Regions from separate parts of the Homo sapiens genome. Here all the other regions are linked to region 1. The links are chromatin contacts, found by Hi-C or POLR2A ChIA-PET in ENCODE. All regions are on one chromosome and are shown on one strand. The core of a region is the stretch at or near the end of the contact, and the rest is flanking DNA. Distances in the headings are between cores, read along the strand shown. Region 1 overlaps CDK6-AS1 (CDK6 antisense RNA 1). Region 2 overlaps CDK6 (cyclin dependent kinase 6). Region 3 overlaps CDK6 (cyclin dependent kinase 6).

The links. Hi-C counts contacts between places; a loop is a spot of excess contacts on that map. ChIA-PET counts read pairs that join two places held with the same protein, here RNA polymerase II (POLR2A). Pooled maps may share reads with other maps.
Region 2: a pooled map shows a loop between it and region 1 (2.5-fold over the local background). The contact joins two enhancer-like sites. A Hi-C loop is called at or near these places in 2 of 168 maps with a recorded cell type or tissue (naive thymus-derived CD4-positive, alpha-beta T cell and natural killer cell) and 12 of 50 pooled maps.
Region 3: a map of naive thymus-derived CD4-positive, alpha-beta T cell shows a loop between it and region 1 (11-fold over the local background). The contact joins two enhancer-like sites. A Hi-C loop is called at or near these places in 1 of 168 maps with a recorded cell type or tissue (naive thymus-derived CD4-positive, alpha-beta T cell) and 11 of 50 pooled maps. POLR2A ChIA-PET finds 5 or more read pairs at or near these places in 3 of 52 experiments (activated CD4-positive, alpha-beta memory T cell, activated T-cell and activated naive CD4-positive, alpha-beta T cell).

The regions. Positions count from the first base shown.
Region 1 is chr7:92,902,875-92,906,108 of GRCh38, reverse strand. The region is part of intron 1 of CDK6-AS1 (CDK6 antisense RNA 1); the gene reads right to left. Among named protein-coding and RNA genes, the nearest start is that of CDK6, 68 kb to the right of the region's middle. Within about 2 kb of position 1,653, at least 4 of the 41 ENCODE cell types and tissues checked have a DNase peak (open chromatin) inside an H3K27ac peak, as active enhancers do.
Region 2 is chr7:92,673,005-92,676,238 of GRCh38, reverse strand. The region is part of intron 4 of CDK6 (cyclin dependent kinase 6); the gene reads left to right. Among named protein-coding and RNA genes, the nearest start is that of FAM133B, 84 kb to the right of the region's middle. Within about 2 kb of position 1,603, at least 2 of the 41 ENCODE cell types and tissues checked have a DNase peak (open chromatin) inside an H3K27ac peak, as active enhancers do.
Region 3 is chr7:92,716,629-92,719,862 of GRCh38, reverse strand. All of the region lies in intron 4 of CDK6 (cyclin dependent kinase 6), which reads left to right. Among named protein-coding and RNA genes, the nearest start is that of CDK6-AS1, 120 kb to the left of the region's middle. RefSeq lists enhancers at 1,616-1,915, 1,936-1,985. Within about 2 kb of position 1,747, at least 30 of the 41 ENCODE cell types and tissues checked have a DNase peak (open chromatin) inside an H3K27ac peak, as active enhancers do.

The sequences.
Region 1 (3,234 bases), core at 404-2,903:
AAGGCCCCTCCTCCAACACTGGGGATACAATTTGACATGAGATTTTGGTAGGGACACAGAGCCAAACTATATTACCCATTAACAATAGAATAGATAAATTGTAGTATATATGTATAATGGAATACAATTTAGCAATGAAGAAAACTATATCTATCTATAAAAACATTAATGAACCTCAAAGGTATAACATTTAGCAACAAAAGAGTATATACTATGTAATCTCATTCAAATAAAATTCAAAAACAGGCAACATTAATTTATAGTAATAGGAATCTGTGCCGTGGTTACCTTTGGAGGAAGTAACAACAGGGACAGGAGCACATAGTAGGCCTCTGTGGTGGTGTTAATGTTCAGTATCTTGCTTTGTGTCAAAATCAAGCTGTAAAATTAAATTTATGCCCTTACAAGTCCATAAATTAAATTTAAATTTAATAAGTGAAACAAAAGCTATATCGTTGCCTAAATCAACCAACCATAAAGTCATGAGTCATAAAAATTCCCAAATTACTTTTAATCCTATCATTCCTAACCCTAAAACAGTGAGGCCCTCCTGATAAAAAGACGCACTCTCATTACAGACAGTCCAATGCTCTTCCTGTGCCCAGCACATTATTAATAATTAATAACTAATATTTTAGTGCCAGACACCACACTGACTAAATAGTTATTGTGGATGAATATAGTTAGGGTGGATAATAGTGTGGACTAAATAGTTAGTGTGGATTAATGCAAATCATGCATTAATATATTGAAATCTCCCAATAACCCTTAGAGATGGCTATTATTAAGCTACTCTATAGATGAGAAAGTAAATTTTCACAAGGTCACTATATCAGTCAATATCTTTCATTACAATTAAAAGAGACCAACTTTCGTTTAAGCAAAAGGGAATGTGCTTAAAAGGGCATTGCAGAACTCCCAGAGTTGCCAGGACTGCCAATGTGAGGACTCTGTAGCCATGAACAATACCCCAGATCAAGTAATGGAGCTGGTCCAATGTGAAAACACTGTCTTATTGCCCAGCACTGGTGAGTGTGGCCCACTCTGCCACACTGCCAGACCTGGAGCCCAGACACGGGCACTGGCAAGTCTGCCACTGCTCTGTGGGAGCTTGCCATAACTTCTGCCACCAGCACGACCAGCAAGAATGACTCTCAGTTCCCACTGCAGCAACCAAGTGCTGAGCACATGTTTCATGCCCTAAGGCAAAAAGGAATATATGCACTTAAAAAATCCCAGGTTTGGAAGGTGGCAAGTGGGAATTTGAACCCAGCTGACTTGGTTCCAAAACCAAAGGCTCAAATTTTTGCGAGGCTGTCTACAAACGGGTGATGTTACTTTACCATTTAAAGGACCAAATGAGGCAAGCAAATCCAACAACAAGCAAACCCAACAACACTTCATGTCACTGTGTCACTATCAGAAAGATTCAAAAATGAATTGCTTGACTAATTTATAGACAGAACAAAACTATTTATATGACAAATAGGGCTGCTGGAAATCACCAAGTGCTTTAATAAAGGCAGACAGGGAGGACCCCATATGACAGCTCATCCGAGAACCAGAACTGCACCATGTGGGGCCATGTGGCTGCATGCTGACTCAGAAGAGGGGTGGGGAAGGAGGGCCGCTTCTGATTCACCAAGACCACATCCTGCCCCTCCTTCATTCTTTCCCCTGGAAGCTGCATATCAATCTTCTTAGTGAAATCTCCCCAAAGCATGGGGCTCAGGTATTTTCAGCAAACGTCTGTGAACCTAAGAGTCCCATTTTCCAGGAACATTTGGCCCTGCTTCTTTTCAATGGCATTTAGGTGTGAAGTTGACTATGACTAAGTGTGAAGCTGATAGTCTGCACATGAATACTCAGGGCTTGATTTGGGTTATTTAGTTTTCCCTGTGTTTTCTTGGGCACAAACCAATATCTAACATCATATATATATATATATATATATATATATATATATATATATATATATATATATATATATATATATATGTCCTTTAAAAAACTGGCTTTAGCTGGTTTAAATCAGAAAGAAAATTCTTAAACACACAATACCAGTTAGGTAACAACTTGGGAGAAATGTGTTCTTTCTGACAATCGTGTAAATACATATTCATTATCATCAAAGACTAAACAAGCATGTCATCCTGCTCTGATTCATCTTAGGAAAACATGTGGTAGGCAATTCAAAATCCTTCAAATAAAGAATAAAAAGAGGCAAGGTCAAGTTTTTTGTTAAAGGAAATTTAGTAAAATTAGTGTATTTGTGGACTTTTTAATTTTGTTTGCAGTTTTGAAGGTTGGGGTTTTTTGGGGTTTTTTACTTTTGTTTTGGGCTATCATTATTATTATTGGTTTCTATGAAGGCAGTAGTGGGAGTTAGGATTAGAAAGGTTGTGGTAGTCAATATATGGAGGACTTTGAAAGGTTAGGGATCTGATCTTTATTCTGTAGGGAGGGAGTAATTCATAAAGGTTTTTTATCTACTTTATTTTTACAATTTTTTAGCCAAATAGAACAAAGAGAAAAGTGTGGAAATTTTAAGTAAATTTAATTTTTTAAATCACACGTTATGCAATCACCATTCATGTCAAGAAATAGCTACCAGCACCTCAGGAAGTTCCCTTGTGGTATTTTTAAATTTAAAAAATTATCAACTATAACCAAATAGAGTGAAAACGTAAAACATGTATGTTCTGTTTAACATGTCATTGCCATCAAGGTCAAGAAGTCTAAGATCGAAAGCACCCCAGAAATCTCCTGAGTTTAACTTTGAAATCTCCTGAGTTTAACTTCGAAATCTCCTGAGTTTAACTTCCAAATCACAACTTTCTCCCTCCGCATCCACCATTCCCAAACCATAAGGTAATTGCTACCCAAATATTTGGAATAACCATTTCTTTGTTTTACTTTGTTTTTACCACCTAGGTATGCATTGCTAAATAAGATAGTTTAGTTTTGCCGTTTTTGAACTTTGTTCAGATACAATCATGCTTGATGTTTTCTTTGTTGTTTTGCTTCTTTACCCAACAGTATTTTTGAGGAGTCATCCATGCTGATTCTTGTAGTTCATAGTCAATTTCTTTATTATAAATAATCTGTTGCATGAATATATCACAAGTTATTTATCCATGCTATAGTTGTTAGACAGTTAGTGGTTTCCAGGCTGAGGCTATTACAAATAATGTTAAGGCATTGTCTGTGTGTATGTAAGGGAAAAAGAGAGAG
Region 2 (3,234 bases), core at 354-2,853, 230 kb after region 1:
AGTATTTAAAGATGAGCAAAAATGAGAAAAGTTTATCTACAAATATGTAGTTAGCATTTTATTATTAATTAAAATGGAAAAGAAATGAGCTAAATTTTAACTCAAAAAAAAACTCAACAACAACAAAGAAATTAGGAGAAAATTTTAAAAGATAAAAATAGAAATCAACAAATTATAAAATAAAACAATAATCCTCCCAAAATGGAAATAAAATTATGTCAGTTTTTTTATATAAATAATATGGCTAAACTTCTGACAAACCTGACAGATATAAAGAGAAAACAAAAATTTACAACATTAAGAAAAAGAAAATCAGTATAACCAAGGAAACAGATGAAATTAAAATGATTATAAGAAATACTATGTTCAAATTTAAGTCAATACATTTTTAAATCTAGATTAAGAATGTTCGTAGGAAAATCCTTTATCATTACGAAAATTGGCTTCTAAAGAGGTTGAAAGCTGAGCAGACTAATTACCAAGAAGAAATTCAAAAGACCGTTAAGACACACTGCTAACAAAGATCCAGACAGCTCTATGAGCGAGATTGTTTGACCCTCAAGAAACTGATTATTCTTCTGTTGTTTGTACTATTCCAGAATATAATAAAGATTGGAAGCTTGAATATCCCTGATAACAAAACATGAAAAATTAACACAAAAAAGAAAACTACAGATCAGCCTCATTTATGAATATAAGTCAATATCCTGAATAGATACTAGCAAATAGAATTTCAGAGTGTCTTAAAAGAATAATACACAATCAGAAATGATTTATTCCAAGAAGGCAAGGATGCTACAATATTGGGAAATCTGTTAATGTAACTAATACGTCATTAATAAAACAAAGGCAAATGATTATATGGTCATTATTAATAGACATTTTAAAAAGCATTTGATAAAAATTCATTCTACATTTTGAGTGGTAACTAAATTTTAAAAGGAATAGAGGGAATTTCCCTAACATATCAATATTGTTATTATGATTTTGACTGTCTATACATTTATTTATCATAATAGGTATAACTGACTGAAGTATTGAAAATGAAGACAGTCAGCCTTACTAAAGTTTTTTAGGATGGGTAATCAATCAGAAACCAGTTTCTTGCTGAGCACAGTGGCTCACACCTGTAATCCCAGCATTTTGGGAGGCTGAGGTGGGCAGATCACCTGAGGCCAGGAGTTCATGACCAGCCTGGCCAACATGGTGAAACCCTATCTCTACAAAAAATACAAAAATATTAGCCAGGTGTGGTGGCGTGTGCCTGTAGTCCCAGCTACCTGGGAGGCTGAGACACGAGACTCGCTTCAGCCTGGAAGGTGGACATTGCAGTGAGCCAAGATCGCACCATTGCATTCCAGTCTGGGCAACAGAGCAAGACCCTGTCTAAAAAGAAAAAAGAAAGAAATAATATTTTCCTTAGAACAGCTTAAAATAAGGCTGTATTCAGATTAAACTTTTCTTTTTATGTTGCTAGACTTTATTTTGAATTGAGGTAGAAAGATAAGTGTGTGCCTTCATGATATCTGTGTATTTCTGTCAACCACTCAAGTGGAACCTTACAGACAGTTTGCACCTGCAGTTTTGTTTACAGTGTGTCAGGGAAGCAAAGAAGTGTTCCTCCAGCTAGAAATATTAATAAAGCAGAAACAAGTAATGTAACTAAAACTAGACCCCAGTATTGGACACTCTTCTTAGCAAAAACAATACCTTCCCTTTTGGAAATGACTGGTCATTGAATTTTGCCCAGTTATCTTTCTAGGAATGATTGCCTTAAAAGGATTAATTTGATAGGTGTATAAGCCCTTATTGTTGTGTTTACAGTACTGTGATAGGCATTTACAGATATAAACATAGATTAAGGCAGGGCCATGTCCTCAGGAACAAACCATATTATGAGCTATGTTACAAGGTATGATTTTCAGATAGCAGCTGGTGCTGCAACAGGGTGGTGCTGGCATCTAGGCTAGGCCTTGTAGAATAGGTGAAATTTACATATGTGGAGAGGAGAAAGAAGAGTTGCCCAGGCTAGGAAAATGATATAAACAAAAGCATGGAGACAAGAGCGATGGGATATGCTTGCATAATCTAGTGGTGTTCAAACATAGCCAAGGGTGAGGATTAGTTGAAGAACTCAAAAAAAAAAAAAAAGAAGAAAGGGGGAGGCGCAGTGGCTCATGCCTGTAATCTTATCACTTTGGGAGGCTGAGGCAGGCAGATTGCCTGAGCTCAGGAGTTCGAGACCAGCCTGAGCAACATGGTGAAACCCCGTCTCTACTAAAATACAAAAAAAATTAGCCGGGTGTGGTGGCGTGCGCCTGTAGTCCCAGCTACTCAGGAGGCTGAGGCAGGAGAATTGCTTGAACCCGGGAGGCGGAGGTTGCAGTGAGCTGAGATCATGCCACTGCACTCCAGCCTGGGCAACAGAGCAAGACTCCATCTCAAAAAGAAAAAAAAAAAGGAAGGAACAAAAGAGGAAAACTCCAACCCAAAAAGTTCAGCCCACAGAAAGTCTAATTCAGTGGCACAAGATAAGACCTATACACCTAAGTTTTTCTAAAACCCCATGGGGATTTTGATGAACAGGCAGGGTTAAAAACCAGTGGTGCAGTATAGATGTGACTAGGATATAAAGGCTATGGAAGTTCTATGGGAGGTGATGCATTGATGGAAAATACTCTGGGAGGTGATGCATTGATAGAAAGATATGTTGGGGCCAAATGGTAACTTGAGTAACATTGTTTCAGTATTGTCAGTTTTGTGTTTTGTTTTTTATTTCTATTATATCACAACCATCCCTCCATTAGATATCAACCAGTATTACTTAAACAAAACTTGACCCATGTGTGAATTCAAAGCAAAATATGTTAGATGAGATATAGAGGGGGAACCTGTCAAGAATCTTTTTCCAATTTGATGTTGCCATATAATCATCTAAAGACTTAAAACGGTCATTTTATTATCACTCATAATCTTGTCAGTTGACCGGACTCAGCTGGCAGTTCTGCTCTGTGTGACATTGTCTGGGACTGCAGTTATATGGGAGGTCAGTTGGCTTGAATGTCCAAGATGGCTCATTCGCAGGCTTTCAGCTGAGAGCTCAACTGGGGCTGTCAACCAGGGCATCTTCATGGGCTTCTCACAGCATGACAGCTGGGTTCCAAGAGGTAGCATCTCAAGAGAAAAGGCCTAGGCTCAGGCTTCTTATGACCTAACATTGGTAGTCTCAGACAT
Region 3 (3,234 bases), core at 498-2,997, 190 kb after region 1:
AGGTGATTGCCAACACCCAGGCAGTTAGAGCCAGCCACTCCCCAGGACAGCCATCATAAAGCCATCCGTGGGTAGAGAGAAGTGTACCCTAAAATGAGGTCATTCTTTTTGGTACCTCAGTATCTTTGTATTTTTGGGGCCTTTATACAATCATTTAATGCTATTCATGAAGTTAGCATTTTTCCTTCAAATGCCTGTGCCAAACACACCTGTATAGTTTAGAGAAACATTCCTCTTTGTACCATAATGGAAGAGTGGGAGTATGTTCCCATCTTTTTAGTGACTTAATAAAATTCTCACTAAGTGAATTATATTCTCTTTCTCCAAGAATCTTTTTTTCCATATTACCTTCACTAATAAAAGATATACATGTTCTGAAAACACCCTTTATTCCATAGAAATTACAAAAAGACAACAAGTAAATGTTAAACATGAGAAGACTTTTATTCGACAGCTGTACAAAGTACAAAACTTAATTTTGGAAATTTTTTTTTAAATCTGTAACTGATAAGATTCCCAATATTGCTTTATTTGAGATCATTAACTTATTTAATACCAGAAGTATTACAAAAATTGCCAGGGAAAGCATCAGGAAGAATAGCTAATGAATACTGGACTTGATACCCAGGTGATGGGATGGTCTGTGTAGCTGACCACCATGGCACACGTTTACCTATGTAACAAACCTGTACATCCTGCACATGTACCCTGGAACTTAAAGTTGAAGAAAAAAAAATTACTTACATCCCCTTCCTGTGCCTCTGATGATATTCCTTCCTTACTCTGACCTCAGTGTTGATAGCATTTAGTAACACTAACGGAACCTCGTGGATTCAGAAACTTTGATAAGCCTAGGGGAGAAAATCAATGAAATGGAGTTGTGGCTTTCAGTCAACAAATAATTACTGATCACTTTCTATGTGCAGACGCTGTCAGTGAAGCTGAGGGATGATGGTGAATGGAAATGGACAAGGTCAGAGAGCTTACAAGCGAGATGGAGAGATAGATCTGAATCAGATAGTCACACAAAGAAATGTCTAGTTAGAAACAGAGATAAATGCAATAAAGGAAAGGGATATGGTTTTATGAGGCCATATGATAAGGCTCAAGAACCTGCCTAGGCTAAGGGCCAGGGAAGCCCTCCCTCCTTACCCAGGTCAAAATGTGGGATGCTTAAAGAGGTCACCAGCATCCTCCTGTTGAACGCGCCTGGATGTGGGCCCTGTGAATGTGCGCGTCATGCAATTCGTGCTTGGGGTGTGTGTGTGTGTTTGGAATAACTCATTCCACGGCACCCAGTTGGCACCACCAAGTGACAAAGTGAAGCAGGACCAGAGATCGGAGAACAATGTCATCTTTTACAGGAGAAAATAAATTGTTTATGCTTGTTTCCTCTTCGTGCGTGTTGTATTTACTATGGAGACCTGGCAGGGTTTGTGCCTCGGCTTGGGCAGCCGAGTAGCTCCCACAGAAGCCTCCAAAAGCTGCCAGTGCATACTGAATAAATCAAACCAAGAACATTACATGAGTATAATGGAAAAAACCCAAAGCCCCGTCGCCTCGGCACCTCAGCGAAAGTGCAGGACACACCTCTGAAGCAGGAAGGGCTCCTGTGACTCCTTCCCCTCTCAACATCTTGCCATGACACAACCAGGTCTGTTTTGTTAAAACATCCAGTTGCCAGTACATATTTCATAGTTAACAATGGAGGGTTTGTGCCGGTTTCGTTTTCACTTTCACCAGTGAGGGAAGTGGAACACAATGGGGGCAGTGCACAGAGCTGGGAACAGGACACGTTTTCTTTAGGATTCCCAGGGCTGGGTACATGGAAAATGCCAGAGCCAAAACAAACATGAAAACCCATCCAGATTCTCCACTGCGCGTTCTCAGTGGTAATAAAACACATTTGAGTTACCATCTGATAGGTTAGCTCTGCCTCCACGGTGAAGGCAAATATCGATGACCACTGTGAGAATTTCTGCCATGTAGAAAGAGAATGTATTCCATACTGCACAGAAAGCTGCTGTTGGTGCATGTGCATGCATGTGGCTATCTAATTGCACCAAGTGGATTTGCGAAGTGAATCAAATGACTGATTCCCTTGTTTATAAAAGATAGTCATTCATTTGACTCACCTAATTCTAGCTCCTTCATAAGTGGTCACTGTTGCGAATTAGTTCTGGACAAAAACAGTTCAACTGTAATGCTACTGCCTGGAGGATGTTTTACTCGGAGAAAGAGCCAGAAGTTCCTTGCTTTTTTCCTACATTTGTTCAGCCAGCATCTATCAGGGTATGATACAGAGAATCTGGTTGTCTGTCTTTCTTTCTTTCTTTTTCTTTTCTTTCTTTCTTTTTCTTTTCTTTTCTTTCTTTTCTTTCTTTCTTTCTTTTTCTTTCTTTCTTCTTTCCTTTCCCTTCCTTTCTTCCTTCCCTCCCTCCCTCCCTTCCTTCCTTCCTTCCTTTTTCCTTTCCTTTCCCCTTCTCCTTCCCCTTTCCCTTTCCTTTCCCCTTTCCTTTCCTTGACCAGGTCTTGCTGTGTCGTCCAGGCTAGAGTGCAATGGCACAGTCATAGCTTAGTGCAGGCTCCAACTCCTGGGCTCAAGCCATCCTCCTGCCTCAGCCTCCCAAGTAGTAGGACTACAGGTTCACACCACCACGCCCAGCTACGTTCTTTTTTTTTTTAAGAGATGGGGGTCTCATTATGTTGCCCAGGCTGATCTCAAATTCCTCAAGCAATCCTCTTGTCTCAGCCTCCCAAAGTGCTGAGATTACAGACATGAGCTACCATGCCTGGGCCTGTTTTTCATACGGACACCCTATATGATGCCATTCAAAATCTCAAAAGCCTGAGGCCAAACTGGATATAAAGACTAAGCATTGTCTTAAGATTAATGAGACCATATGCTTCAGAAAGTTTTTCAAGTAAAGGGCTTCTCAGGGATCCAGAAGATGAAAAAACATTTTGCCTCCTACATTTAACATTTTTGGGAATATGCCTCTGTGCTAGTTTAGGGGCTTCTCTGAAGAGTTCTATTTAATGAGATAATTCCATCTCCCCTAAATTTGCTTAACTCAACGCAAGTGTTATATTCATACTCATAGGAGTATGAGACATGGTCCTTGGAATTGAATATAAAGCAACATTTCAATAATTTGGATTTTTGTGTCCTCTTTAATTCTTTGGACACGTGAGCTGCTTGTATTTTAGAGCTGTCACTGCTTCCTTTTAAGG